Linked DNA regions of Homo sapiens: region 2 is linked to region 1. Evidence: chromatin contacts called from ENCODE Hi-C or POLR2A ChIA-PET data. All regions are on one chromosome and are shown on one strand. The core of a region is the stretch at or near the end of the contact, and the rest is flanking DNA. Distances in the headings are between cores, read along the strand shown. Region 1 holds the start of RUBCN (rubicon autophagy regulator). Region 2 overlaps LRCH3 (leucine rich repeats and calponin homology domain containing 3).

Evidence for each region. Hi-C counts contacts between places; a loop is a spot of excess contacts on that map. ChIA-PET counts read pairs that join two places held with the same protein, here RNA polymerase II (POLR2A). Pooled maps may share reads with other maps.
Region 2: a loop to region 1 is called in a pooled map, with 7 times the contacts of the local background. The contact joins the enhancer-like site here to the promoter of RUBCN in region 1. A Hi-C loop is called at or near these places in 6 of 50 pooled maps. POLR2A ChIA-PET finds 5 or more read pairs at or near these places in 3 of 52 experiments (CD8-positive, alpha-beta memory T cell, GM12878 and H1).

Annotation. Positions count from the first base shown.
Region 1 is chr3:197,733,814-197,740,962 of GRCh38, reverse strand. It overlaps RUBCN (rubicon autophagy regulator), which reads left to right and starts at 4,059. Exons shown (of 20, transcript NM_014687.4): 1 at 4,059-4,308. The coding sequence starts at 4,244. RefSeq lists silencers at 1,304-1,436, 3,796-4,345 and enhancers at 3,934-4,781, 5,712-5,761.
Region 2 is chr3:197,875,295-197,882,443 of GRCh38, reverse strand. It overlaps LRCH3 (leucine rich repeats and calponin homology domain containing 3), which reads right to left. Exons shown (of 21, transcript NM_001365715.1): 20 at 6,669-6,746. Among named protein-coding and RNA genes, the nearest start is that of RPL35A, 71 kb to the left of the region's middle. Within about 2 kb of position 3,868, at least 2 of the 41 ENCODE cell types and tissues checked have a DNase peak (open chromatin) inside an H3K27ac peak, as active enhancers do.

The DNA of each region.
Region 1 (7,149 bases), core at 2,810-5,309:
GAAAGTTGCAGGAATTATGACTCTTTAGAATCTATTTCTAAGGGCTGTGTGCAGTGGCTCACACGTGTAATCCCAGCACTTTGGGAGGCTGAGGTGGGCAGGTCACTTGAGGTCAGAAGTTCGAGACCAGCCTGGCCAACATGATGAAACCCCGTCTCTACTAAAAATATAAAAACTAACTGGGCGTGGTGTTGGGCACCTGTAATCCCAGCTACTCGGGAGGCTGAGGCAGGAGAATTGCTTGAACCCAGGAGGCACAGGTTGCAGTGAGCTGAGATTGTGCCACTGCACTCCAGCCTGGGCAACACAGCAAGACTCTGTCTCAAAAAAAAAAGAAAGAGAATATATTTCTAGGGATATTCCTTAACATAACCATGCTAAAATTACCAAGTTTAGAAAATTTAACATTGATGCTGTACTATTATCCAATTATGGTTCATGTTCAAATTTTGCCAATTATACTACAAAATTTCTTTTTCTTTTTCTTTTTTTTTAAGATGGAGTCTTGCCTTGTTGCCCAGGATGGAGTGCAATGGCATGACCTCAGCTCACTGCAACCTCCGCCTCCCAGGTTAAAGAGATTCTCCTGGCTCAGCCTCCCGAGTAGCTGGGATTACAGGCGTCTGCCACCATTCCCAGCTAATTTTTTGTATTTTGTATTTTCAGTGGATCCATGATCCAGCCTGAGTGACAGAGCGAGACTCCATCTCAAAAGAAAAAAAAACAAAAGAAGGGGTTCAGGATTATGAGGGAAAGTAGAGGGATGGGATAGGTAACGCATGGCTAGTGCAGATTATTGTCATGTTTATTAATGGCTTTAAAGAAAATCCAGTACATGTAACTTGAACTTGGACATATGAGAAAAAGCCTGTTTTCCAGCCTTTTTGCTACAATTTTAGTTTTTGGATTTCTTTTTTTTCTCCCCAAGACAGTCTCACTCTGTCACCCAGGGTGGAGTGCAGTGGTACAATCTCAGCTCACTGCAACCTCTACCTCACGGGTTCAAACGATTCTCATGCCTCAGCCACCCAAGTAGCTGGGATTACAGGCGTGTGCCACTACACCCGACTATTTTTTCTTTGTATTTTTAGTAGAGACAGAGTTTCACTATGTTGGCCAGGCTGGTTTCGAACTCCTGGTGTCAAGTGACCCGCCTGCCTGGGCCTCCCAGTGTTGAGATTACAGGCGTGAGCCACCGCTTCTGGCCCCTAGGATTTCCTGATAAAGCTGATTGCCTTTTTTTTTGAAACGGAGTCTCCCTCTGTCGCCCAGGTCTAGCTCTGTCTTCCAGGCTGGAGTGCAGTGGCGTGATCTCTGCTCACTGCAAGCTCCGCCTCCCGGGTTCATCACGCCATTCTCCTGCCTCAGCCTCCGGAGTAGCTGGGACTACAGGCGCCCGCCACCACGCCCGGCTAATTTTTTGTTGTATTTTTAGTAGAGACGGGGTTTCACCGTGTCAGCCAGGATAGTCTCCATCTCCTGACCTCGTGATCTGCCCGCCTTGACCTCCCAAAGTGCTGGGATTACAGGCATGAGCCACCACGCCCGGCCTTTTTTTTTTTTTCTTTTTTCAGACGAAGTCTTGCTCTTATCGCCCAGGCTGGAGTGCAGTAGCACGATCTCGGCTCACTGCAAGCCCTGCCTCCTGGGTTCAAGCCATTCTCCTGCCTCAGCCTCCTGAGTAGCTGGGATTACAGGCGTCTGCCACCATGCCCGGCTAATTTTTTTGTATTTTTTAGTACGCCTGTAATCCCAGCACTTTGGGAGGCCGAAGCCGGCGGATCACCTGAGGTCGGGAGTTCAAGACCGGCCTGACCAACATGGAGAAACCTTGTCCCTACTAAAAAATACAAAATTAGCCGGGCGTGGTGGCGGATGCCTGTAATCCCAGCTGCTCAGGAGGCTGAGGCAGGAGAATCGCTTGAACCCGATCGCGCCATTGCACTCCAGTCTAGCCAACAAGAGTGAAACTCTGTCTCAAAAATAAATAAATAAATAATATAGTGTTAATTTGGGATTATACTGTATGCCAAAAAATAAAGTTCATACATTTATAGAACTAGAAGTAAGGCCAGGTATGGTGCCTCATGCCTGTAATCCCAATACTTTTTGGGTGACTGAGGCAGGAGGACTGCTTGAGCCCAGGAATTTGAGACCAGCTTAGGCAGCACAGTGAGACCCTGTCTCTACCAAAAATTAAAAAAAAAAAAACAAATTAGCTGGGCATAGTGGCACTGCCTGTGGTCCCAGCTACTTGGGAAGCTGAGGTGAGAGGATCCGCTTGAGGAGGTTGAGGCTGCAGTGAACTGTGGCAGCGCTACTGCACCCCAGCCTGGGTGACAGAGCAAGACTGCGTCTCCAAAAGAGAAGAAAGTCACAGAAGGAAGAGAAATCCCAATGAGTAATATTGCCCCTTTCTTAAAGAAGTATAATCGTTTAGTAGGAAAATGAGAAAGTTTGAAAGAGAGTATTTTTTTAACCTAAATGAAATCATAAATGGCTTCAAGAGGCTCTTTCATTTCATTTTTAATTGCCAAAACACTTTTGTCAAGTTTGAAAATACCTAAAAGCCATATATTATTTTAATATAGAGTCATTAGTTTTTCACGGAGTTATTCTTGATCGCTCTTTCTCCCTCACTTGCCACAGTCAGTCCTTTATAGAGTAGTGCTGATTCTGTTGCCTTCACATTGCTGTAATCTGAGCCTCCTTGTTCTCTTCAACCGCTGCTGTAGTTTAAGCCTGGGTTTGCAAACTAGCAACTCAAGGGCCACCTTCAGCCTACAGACAAGCTGTGTTTGGCCTGTGCAAAGTTGAAAGTTTAAAAAATTTGTTGCCAACGTTTAAAAATTTGGAAGTAGTGCTTAAAAATGCAGATCCTAGCTTCTTTTAAAAAATCAAAATATCATAGCTAGGTGTGGTGGCTCGCACCTGTAGTCCCAGCTATTCAGGAGGCTGAGGAAGGAGGACTGCTTGAGCCCAGGAGTTCCAGGCTGCAGGGAGCTATGATTGCGCCACTGCACCCCAGCCTGGGCGACAGAGAGAGACCCCGTCTTTGAAAAAGAAAAAAGAGAAACCAGAGTATCTGGCAACCCTAGGCCCACGTTTCTTTCAACTGGTTCGCTTCACTTCTTAGCATTACTTGGTTATCCCCCATAAGGATGACCAGTCTCCTATCTAGCCTTCCACCGTTACCTCAATATAGTATTATATCTGCCCCATCTCCTGTCCACATTGTCAAAAGTGGCTTTCTCATCAGATTCGATCAAATCACTTCTTGATTTGCATATGCTTGATTTGCTGATTGTTTTCAGGATAAAATCCAAACTCCTTAAAATGGCATTTCATGATCTGGTTTCCCCACACCAGAATGCCCACACCATGCTGCTGCTCACTCCTTCCCAGCTCTGGCTACCCAGCACCTGCAGTTCCCAAGCCAGCACTTCCTTCCTTGTATCTGCCGTGTTGCTCTCTCCACCTTCTCTTCTTTCTCCTGGCTAACCCGTACTCAGCCTTGAAAACTCTGCGTTGACATCCATCTTCCGAGAGCCCCCAGAAGCCTTTCTCTCCTGCTCTTTTATGATCCCAAAGCAACCTGTGCTCTTGTTTGTGAGCGCTTCATTTAAATGCTCGAGGTCTCCAAACACCACCAGCGGACATTAAGCCAGGGCGGGCTGAGTGGGGTTAATCGTACCGGGATTAGATTAGCGTTATTGCCTAGTCTACATCTCGGACTGAGTTCGGTCCCCAGCGTGTAATGTCACGGGGGTGAATAAGGATACGCCCCGGCACGGATTCCTGAGACCAAGGTCCCCCGCCGCTTGCAAGCCGGCCCAGCCAACCACCGGGTGCGTAGTAATCCACGAGCGCGGCCTGGGATTGGAGGGCGCGGCCTGCGGGAGCGGCCTGGGATTGGAGGGCGCGGCTTGCGGGAGCGGCCTGCCGTTGGAGGGGCGCGGTCTGCGAGCGCGGCCTGGGATTGGAGGACGCGTCCTGCGGGAGCGGCCTAGCCTCGGAGTGCTCGCCGGGGGCTGTAGTCCCCGGAGCCGGAAGTGGGGGTGGCCGGGATAGAAGCCGCAGCCCAGGCGGCGGTCCCTCCCGCTGTCGCCGCCCGGGTGTAGCGCATCACCCGGAGCCCACCGGCCGCAGGTGCCTCCTCCGGCCCCAGGGGGCCCCGGGAGCCCTGAAGGGCGAAGCGGCAGGGACGCCTCTCTTGGGCGAAGAGGCGGCCTCACCGCCCCGGATGCGGCCGGAGGGCGCGGGAATGGAGCTCGGAGGCGGCGAGGAGCGCCTGCCTGAGGAGAGCAGGTGGGCTGGGAGCCGCCGCGGAGTCGGGGCAGCGACAGGCGCCGGAGCCCCGGGAGGCTTGGGAGGGCGCGGGGTCACGGAGAGAAGGGCCGGGCGCGACGAGTCTTGAGGACGACGGCTGCGGAGGACTTGTTTGGGAAGCATTTCGCAGAGGAAGGACGGGCGGGGCGGGGATGGGACGAAGGAACCGGCTTAGGGTGAGGAGGGTGGGTGGGATTTGCGGAGGGCAAGGGCAGCAGAGGAGGGTGAAGCTCAGATCCAAGACTGCTGGAGAGGAGGTGGCAGCTGAGAGACTGGGCGAAGAGGCCAGAGGGGTGCAGTGAGGTTTTACAGGCCAGAGTCTATAGACAGGGGCAGGGCACCACCCGGACTGAAACTTGCCGTGACAGCAAGTGGGGCCAACGCGAAGAGGATGTGAGAATTCCTGGGAGCAGAGGTGAAGCGTTATGAGTGGCCTCGGAAGAAGCTTAGGCAGAGATGAGCATGGGGATGAAGGCGAGGAGAGCCTGGGGAGAAAGTGAGCGAGTGTCATGGCAGTGCGGTGGGGCGGGGACTGCTAATGAGACCAGAAACTCTGCACTTTGTCATTGCCGAATCCCTGTCAGAGAGTGGCAGGACCTCTGTGCCATTTCCTTTTCGTCTTCAAACCTGTCCCTTTTTCCTCACAATGCAAACTAAGCAAGTTCACATTTATTTATATGGAACCATGTCAGAAAGCTCATATCTTCTAGAAATTGGGGGATTTAAAATATAAAAACTACTTTGGACCGGGTGCGGTGCCTCACACCTGTAATTCCAGCACCTTGGGGGAGGCTGAGGCGGGTCGCTTGAGTCCAGGAGTTTGAGACCAGCCTGGGTAACCTAGGGAGATCCCCGTCTCTACAAAAATACAAAAATTAGCTCGGCGTGGTGGTGCTCACCTGTGGTGCCAGCTACTCGGGAGGCTGAGGCGAGAGGATCACTTGAGTCCAATAAGTCGAGGCTGCATTGAGCCGAGATCGCACCACTACACTCCAGCCTGGGTGACAGAGGAAGACCCTGTCTTCAAAAAACAAAAAGCCAAAGAAACCCCGAACTACTTTGACTAAATGATGAATCGGAGTCTGTAGAGATGCCTTCCATATTTAGGGTTTGCTTCATTAATAACTCTGGTCTTAATCTTTTTTAAAGAGGCTGGAATGCTGACAGGCGAGAGCAGGAATGTGGCTTAAGGGAGTCATACTTGACATTTATTATTTTATTTTTATTTTATTTTTTGAGACACAGCCTCACCCTGTCCCCCAGGCTGAGCGCAGTGCCGTGAACACGGCTCACTGCAGCCTCCAACTCTTGGGCTCAAGCGATTATACTAGCTCAGCTTCCCAAGTAGCTGGGGATATAGGTGCCAGCTACCACATCTGGCTACTTTAAAAAACTTTTTTGTAGAGACAGGGTCTCACCATATTGCCCAGGCTGGTCTCTAACTCCTGGGCTCAAGCAATTCTCCCCCGCCACGTCGGCCTCCCAAAGTGCTGGAATTAACAGGTGTGAGCCACCAGGCCTGACCTCACTTGACATTTAGAAACAGTTTCAGATATAATGATGGTCTCAGGAGCAGCTGGGATCCAAAAACTAGAAGCAGAATATTTACCTCTGAGAAAATATCAACAAGGGAAGATTTATGAGATGTTCCTGGGTGAAGACTTGCTATTTTTAAGGGTGACTCTACTTTTATGTGCAAAGTGGCCTGTTGAACAAAACCTGGACTGACAGGACTTTGGGGCTCCTGCCTGAGATCTGAGAATGATTTGTGCTAAGTGAAACTGAACATCTTACTTCCCTTTTCCATGTTTCAGTTTCTGCTTTGCCTATTTGACTATTTATTCTTCCTGCAGATGTCTGTGACGTGCTTCGTGTGAAAGGTCCCATGTAAATTCTAAACACGTTTTAGGATTGTTTTGATTTCCCTCTACCACTTCATGTGAGGGAGGCTGGGTTAGTTATTTTTTTAATGTATGTAACAAATGCTATTTACCACATGCCAGGAATTGTTTTAAGGTATTAAGATATGAATACTGCGTTAACTTCTTTAATCCCTATAACTATTGTATGTGGTCGGTACTACTGTTATTGCTGTGTCACAGATGAGAAAGCTGAGAAATGGACAGGGTAAGTAACTTGCCAAGGTTGTACAGCGAATCCCTGGCAGAACTGGATTCAAACCCAGGCAGTTCGGCACCAGAGTCTGCGCTTTTTTTTTTTTTTCTTTTTTTAGACAGGGTCTCACTATGTTGCCTAGGCTGGTCTCAAACTCCTGGGCTCAAGATATTCTCCAGCCTCGGCCTCTCAAAAGTGCTGAGGTTACAGGCATGAGCGACCATGCCGGCCCAAGAGACTGCACTTTTTTTTTTTTTTTTTTGAGATAGAGTCTTGCTCTGTCGCCAAGGCTGGAGTGCAGTGGCACCGTCTTGCTTCACTACAACCTCTGCCTCCCAGGTTCAAACAATTCTCCTGCCTCAGCCTCCCAAGTAGCTGGGATTACAGGTGCCCGCCACCACGCCCAGCTAATTTTTTGTATTTTTAGTAGAGACGGGGTTTCGCCATGTTGGCCAGGCTGGTCTCAAACTCCTGACCTCAGAGGATCTACCAGCCTCCGCCTCCCAAAGTGCTGGGATTACAAGCGTGAACCACCGTGCCCGGCCCGAGTCTGTACTTTTAATACTCACCCTATGCTGCCTCTCACTATGCTAATAGTAACAACGGAAGTATAAGATAGTGAATAAATTTCACAGCATTCTGTGCCTGTCATTCAGGCCAGTAGGATAGCTCCTTTGCAGAATCTTTTCCCGTCTTTTATTCTTT
Region 2 (7,149 bases), core at 2,619-5,118, 140 kb before region 1:
AGGCAGTTATTGGTACTTGTGCTTACTTTTTATTTAATACTTATTTTGATAAAATGAGGTAACTGTAATCTTTTGATCTAAAAAAACTAGCAACTTTGTAGAAATACTTTGAGTGCAACTGCAAGTCTAGATAAATGATACTTAAAATGAACCTGCCCAGTGTTTTGCTGTCGGAAGAGACGTGCTTTCTCCAAGGCTGATTCCCTGGTCTCTTCCTCTCAGCAGCGCCCTAGGACCTGCGCGGCCGGTGTTCACACTCAGAAGCCTGTGCTTTCTGGGGCACCCTCACCTCCCAGCTGGACTAGAGGGAGTGCCGTGTGTTCTCAAGAGAATGTACAATTACAACCCCTAAACCACATGAGAGCCTGTGTGTGTTTTTTAACAGGTGTTTCAACTCTGAGACATCTTAAAAATATAACCAACCCAATTCCCCAAAGTCTGAAAGGCACCTACTGACACAGAAAACTGAAGTTTTCATCATCACAGTGTTGAGTGTTTCAGCATTAATAGTGAACAGTCTTTTGACCTGTGAAAATAGCTGTCCCATTTCATATGGAAGAAAACCAAACCAGTGAGCCCCTCAGGCTGAATTCTACACCCAGATGTTATGCTCCTCCCTCAGGCTGAATTCTAAACCGGATATTATGCTCCTCACAATCTCTCTTCACACTTGAGTTCATCCTTTATCCCAATTTTGTTAACAGAGTTCAGAAGGTTCCTGAATATTCAGAAACACCACTTATGAAACTAGAATCTAACCGCAATTATAGTTTCCAGCATTAACGTCTAGCAGCTAAGTGCTACGCATTCTGAAAGAGCTAGACAATATTCACTGCCTTGAGCACAGAACAGGGACTGCTGCCCTAATACTTCTCCTGCTACTGTTTCACTATTAAGAAGGTTTGAATATGTTAGAAATCACATAAATTCCAAATTTAAACAGAATGCTGGGAGTGAACCTCAGTCACACATAACAAACACAATCTGGAAGGTGCCCACCCTGAGAGGCCAGCTCCAGCCCATCTGCTCGTGTGCAGCACATACAGCGTATAGACTGGGCTCAGAAGAGCAGTCTAGGGAATGTGGGTGATCTTCAAACTGAACATTCTGACCAAACTAAAATTATTAAAATTATGGCCAATACCTTTGAAACGTCCAGACCGCAAATGCTTATATGGACCTGTGCCTACCGACAAAGCGGGGATTCAGGATCTCAGGACACAGTTCAAAGCAGAAATCTAAGTAACCGGGTGCGGCCAAAACCAGAAAAGGCACGACGGTTCTCCTCGTGAGCAGCTGCTGCAAAGGTTCAGTCACTCCACAATTCAACACTTGTGCTGAGGCACGGAAAAATGGCCAGATGGGAGTTGTATTGTGTGACTTGGAAATAAAGCTCTACATGTCATATTCGAAGTACAAGTTCAGAATTGTATTAGTAAAAATGCTTCAGCATTTATGGTAAGAGAAACAAGGCCACAGGCCAGGAGAATGGACGGATGACCAGGAGAAAAAATGCTGGTCTTTTACTCTTTGTTAGCAATCGTAAATGTTTACTAATGTGAGGGGGTGCTCATCTGCAAATATAAAGAAAGGATTTACCTCCTTTATGGGTTAGCTCTTTGAGGGCCAGCAGGGAGAAAAAGCACTTATGTAAATAATTCTGGATGAGAAACAAACCTCCTTTACCAAGCACAGGAATGAGGCAGAAAGTCACCGGAGTGCAATCTTTCAGCGAGCGGGGAAGAGCCAGTAATAAAGCACACAGAGAGTTAACATCACAGTACAGTAAAATGCCACAAAACCCAGAAGCTGCAGAGAGAGACAGACAAAACTGGATTCTTCTGAGTGTGCCCCAAGAGAAAGGAGCGTTTCAACAGTTCTTTTAACGCTGAGGTTTAGCTGAAGGATGTCGGAAGGGGAACAAAGATTGTCCTGTCCAAAGTGTAAGCAGGAAAGGAAAACAGAAAAACAAAGTCAGTGGATCAGAAATGCAGATTTGAGTATAGAATTCATATGATCATCTCAGTCATATTCACATATACACATCCTGTAACATTTTTACATTGAGGAACAAAAATAAAACGCTGAAAACCCAAACTACAAAGAATCTTCTCCATGCTGAGCCTGATCTTACTACTAAATAGCAGAATAAAATTCGTTTGTTGGTGACTGGTCTGAACATTAAGAATACAATACACAGGCCGGGCGCGGTGGCTCACACCTGTAATCCCAGCACTTTGGGAGGCCGAGGCGGGTGGATCACGAGGTCAGGAGATCGAGACCATCCCGGCTAACACGGTGAAACCCCGTCTTTACTAAAAATACAAAAAATTAGCCGGGCGTGGTGGCGGGCGCCTGTAGTCCCAGCTACTCGGGAGGCTGAGGCAGGAGAATGGCGGGAACCCGGGAGGCGGAGCTTGCAGTGAGCCGAGATCGCGCCACCGCACTCCAGCCTGGGTGACAGAGCGAGACTCCGTCTCAAAAAAAAAAAAAAAATACAATACACAGAAGTGGATGTTGGTTTAGGGTCGTGTGAGGCCTGAATGTAGTGAGGTGTGTGTGAAGCAACCTCTTTCCTGACTCATTCTCCTCTATTTAAAAAAAAAAAAAAAGTAGGTCAGAAAGCAAGGACGAAAACTGCAGAGGCTGAGGAGACGGACGTTTTTGGAGAAAGCCATGTACATCAAAAAGGTTCAAAGACTGAGGAAAGCCTCATGATCCGGGGGTAATTTACTACCCAGAAGCCAAATGCATTCAATGACTTGGCATTCCTCTAAAAATCAGAGGGTGTCTGTTTTATTTTATTTTTTTATTTTTTATTTTTTTTGAGACGGAGTCTCGCTGATCTCGGCTCACTGCAAGCTCCGCCTCCCGGGTTCCCGCCATTCTCCCGCCTCAGCCTCCCGAGCAGCTGGGACTACAGGCGCCCGCCACCACGCCCGGCTAATTTTTTGTATTTTTAGTAGAGACGGGGTTTCACCATGTTAGCCAGGATGGTCTCGATCTCCTGACCTCGTGATCCGCCCACCTCGGCCTCCCAAAGTGCTGGGATTACAGGCGTGAGCCACCGCGCCCGGCCAGGGGGTGTCTATTTTAACCAAGTCCAGCTCGAGAATGTGTTCAAAATGAAGGCAGAGCTGTTAAGGGCCTCAGAGATCATCCAAACCCTCCATTTTACAGATTGCAAAATTCATTAAATAAATACAAGAATGGACTTGACAACAGGGAGACAGACATCCTTTAACACATAACATAACGACTCTGGGACAAAAGATACTGGACTCAGATACAAGTTTTTAATCACCCATTACAGTTTTTTTGAATGTAGCATATTGAATAGAAGCATAAAAATAAAGCAAATACCCACATGCCCAATGTCATCAGAGGTTTTTAATAACTGCCTTGTTCTTCAGTATTTCACTCATACTTTAACTTGTACAACACTTTAAAAGTTACACAGAGAAGGGAAATTATTTGTCTTTATCTATCTTACCTGGGTATAGAATCTGACAAAAATATTTGTAATATTGTTTTCTGTTTTACATTTTCAAAAGTGGTCATTATTACATTCCCAATGTTCAAGTCACACAGAGCAAAGTGGGGATGTTTAAGTAAAGGCCAGAATGACCTGGAGACCAGGAGAAAAAGGAAGACGAGGAGGTAGAAGTTTCTTCTCTTCCTCTGGCAGAGGGACCTCAGAAGGCTAGTTTGAACCTACGAGTTTGTGCGTTTATTCATTTTCTTTCACTTTGTTCTAGACAGATGACTAATTTTTCAGCAGAAGTAGCAGCTTGCTAGGAAGCCGTGTAAAACTGGCAGTGGTTGTGGTGGGGACGTGGGTGGGAGGTGGAAGGGGAGAAGGAAGGGGCAGCCTATGGGAACGTCCATTTCCTCTTTCTGGTGACGGAGAAGGAGGGAGGATGCATCAAAACCTCAGCCTAACCACTCTGGAAAAAGACCCAGTCTTTTAAAACTGTATTTTTTTTTTCTTCGTACTTGCCTTCCAACAGCACAGCTCTGGTAGGAACAGGGGCAGGCTGGCCCATAACAAACATGGTCAACCACTGCATGCAAATACCAACTTAAATGTGTATTTTAAGGCACACTGTTTTGTACTTTGTTGGCTGATGGTGGGAACATCCTGAAATAATTCCAAGGTACGGACTTTAAATCTCAGAGACCCTCAGAGGATGCTTCCGAAAGCCCCGCGGACAGGCTTAGACCTTTCAACAGGTTTTGACATCTGGTAAGTCAACATGACTTGCTTGAGTGGGGCCATTTTCAGCACTCTCCTGTCTATTTTGCATTTCCCATTCTCTGCACCAACCCATGCCATACTCTCTTTGTTTAAAGACACTGTGGCAGGGAACTAGAGCAGACACTGGATGTTTGTGTAGCAAGAACCTCTTTAGGAAGCAGAAGGGAAGAACTGGAGGCTAATGTGCACTATTAGAATAAACTTGTTTAAAAGAATGTATGTTATTTCTTCAGAAACCATATTCAGTGCTCTCAAAATATTTAAAAAGGTCTGTTCTAAAAGATGACCCTTTATAAAACAACATAATATAAAAACGAAAATTTTGCTTTCAATTTGTCCATAGGAATCAAAAAGGTGTTTGCTAACTACCACTTTATGTAAATTTCCATTCTTGTATAATTCAGTTAAAAAAAAAACAGCAAAAGAAAAAAGTAAAAAATAAATAATAGAATGATGATCTACTTTCATAAGAGAAAAACAATCCTGGGAATCCTGCTGGCTGACACAGATGATCTGTGGAGCTGGGCGCTCTCTCTTTCACTTTGTAACATGTGATGCTGTGGCCTAGTCAACTCCTGGCTAGTTAGAAAGAGGTGCGGTGAACTGGGTAAAGAGAATCACTGTCATGGGTGCGGTGAGTTGGGTAAAGAGAATCACTGCCATGGGTGCGGTGAGTTGGGTAAAGAGAATCACTGCCATGGGTGCGGTGAGTTGGGTAAAGAGAATCACTGCCATGGGTGCGGTGAGTTGGGTAAAGAGAATCACTGCCATGGGTGCGGTGAACTGGGTAAAGAGAATCACTGCCATGGGTGCGGTGAGTTGGGTAAAGAGAATCACTGCCATGGGTGCGGTGAGTTGGGTAAAGAGAATCACTGCCATGGGTGCGGTGAACTGGGTAAAGAGAATCACTGCCATGGGTGCGGTGAGTTGGGTAAAGAGAATCACTGCCATGGGTGCGGTGAGTTGGGTAAAGAGAATCACTGCCATGGGTGCGGTGAACTGGGTAAAGAGAATCACTGCCATGGGTGCGGTGAGTTGGGTAAAGAGAATCACTGCCATGGGTGCGGTGAGTTGGGTAAAGAGAATCACTGCCATGGGTGCGGTGAGTTGGGTAAAGAGAATCACTGCCATGGGTGCGGTGAGTTGGGTAAAGAGAATCACTGCCATGGGTGCGGTGAGTTGGGTAAAGAGAATCACTGCCATGGGTGCGGTGAGTTGGGTAAAGAGAATCACTGCCATGGGTGCGGTGAGTTGGGTAAAGAGAATCACTGCCATGGGTGCGGTGAGTTGGGTAAAGAGAATCACTGTCATGGGTGCGGTGAGTTGGGTAAAGAGAATCACTGCCATGGGTGCGGTGAGTTGGGTAAAGAGAATCACTGTCATGGAAGCTACAGGAACAGGAACCAAACTCTGAGAGCAATGGTGGAGCTGTTGATGAGCCCCAGGGCCACCCCTGAGTTACTGATACCTAATTAGAAGGTGATAGAGAAGAATCATGTTTTCCTCCTTGCAGGCTATAGACAAAATATGTTAACAAGACTTGTAATGGTCGTGGTTAATGAAAAAGTATCACATGGCACCAAGTCATTTATTTCTTTAAATTTGTCTTTATACCACATAATATTCCTTAATAGTATAATACTTAGTTGGTTTAATATAATTGCTTTTTAAAGGGGTTATTGGATAAGACTGTATCAAGTTCATTTCCCTTAATCGCATCTATAAATAAATTTAACTATTTGTAATATTAAAGGGCAATAAAGTTATAACTGAGCTGGAGGCAATAAATCCTCATAGCAGGACAACAGCTTAGAAATGGCCTGTTGCATGCCAGACTCCAAAGAACCAGAGCTTCATGGAAAAACTGATGAAATCCAAATAAAGCCTGTAATTCAGTTAATCGTATTGTTCTCATGTTACTTAGTTTGAATTACTGTCCTATGTTTGTATTAGACGTTAGTTAACATTAGAAGAAATTGACTGAAGTATACAAAAGGAACTCTAGGCTATTTTTTCAACATTTCTGGAAGTCTAAAACATTTTAAAAAGTATCAAAGCAAGTGTTAGAACACTGAAGCCAACTGCAGCATTCTCAATCTGAGATATACTTAGTTTTTGAAGGATATATTTAGTTGTCAAATAGCAAGTGGGAAAGTTTAGGAAAATAGAATAATTATTTCAAATTACTTATACTTATTTCAATCTATATATTTATAATTTCTTTGTGTGGTCCTTGGAAATAATCAAGGAAAACTGTTCAAAAGTACACTGACTCTTGTAACACAAAGTCATGTTAATTATGATCGACTTAGCTCAGAGCTAGTCCTGTAAGATTTTAGAGATTTACATTTCTAAAATTTTAGGACAACCAAGTCTATTTAGGCAACATAAAAAATGATAAATTTATTACCTGAGGTACACCAATTTTTCTGCAAGCTTCTAGGAAATTTTCCACATTTCGCCTGCATTTCGCCATTGTTAATTTAGGCTGAAATGAGGAAAAGAAAATGTGTTACTAGAGAAGTTTTGTTTCTGGGACAGGGTCTCACTGCCACCCAGGCTGGAGTGCAGTGGCGCAAGCCTGGCTCGCTGTATCATTGACCTCCCAGGCTCAGGTGATCCTCCCACCTCAGCCTCCCAAGTAGCTGGGACTATAGTTGCATGCCATCACACCTGGGCAATTTTTGTAGAGACAGGGTTCGCCACGTTGCCCAGGCTGGTCTTGAATTCCTGAGTTCAAGCAATCTGCCTGCCTCAGCCTCCCAAAGTGCTGGGATCAGAGGCATCAGCTAAATGCCCAGCCTACTAGCAACATTAAAAAATATTTGCTAACTTTAGAAATACTCCTGGCAATCGCTTCATAACTCTCAATGCTGTAGACTAGGGGGTCA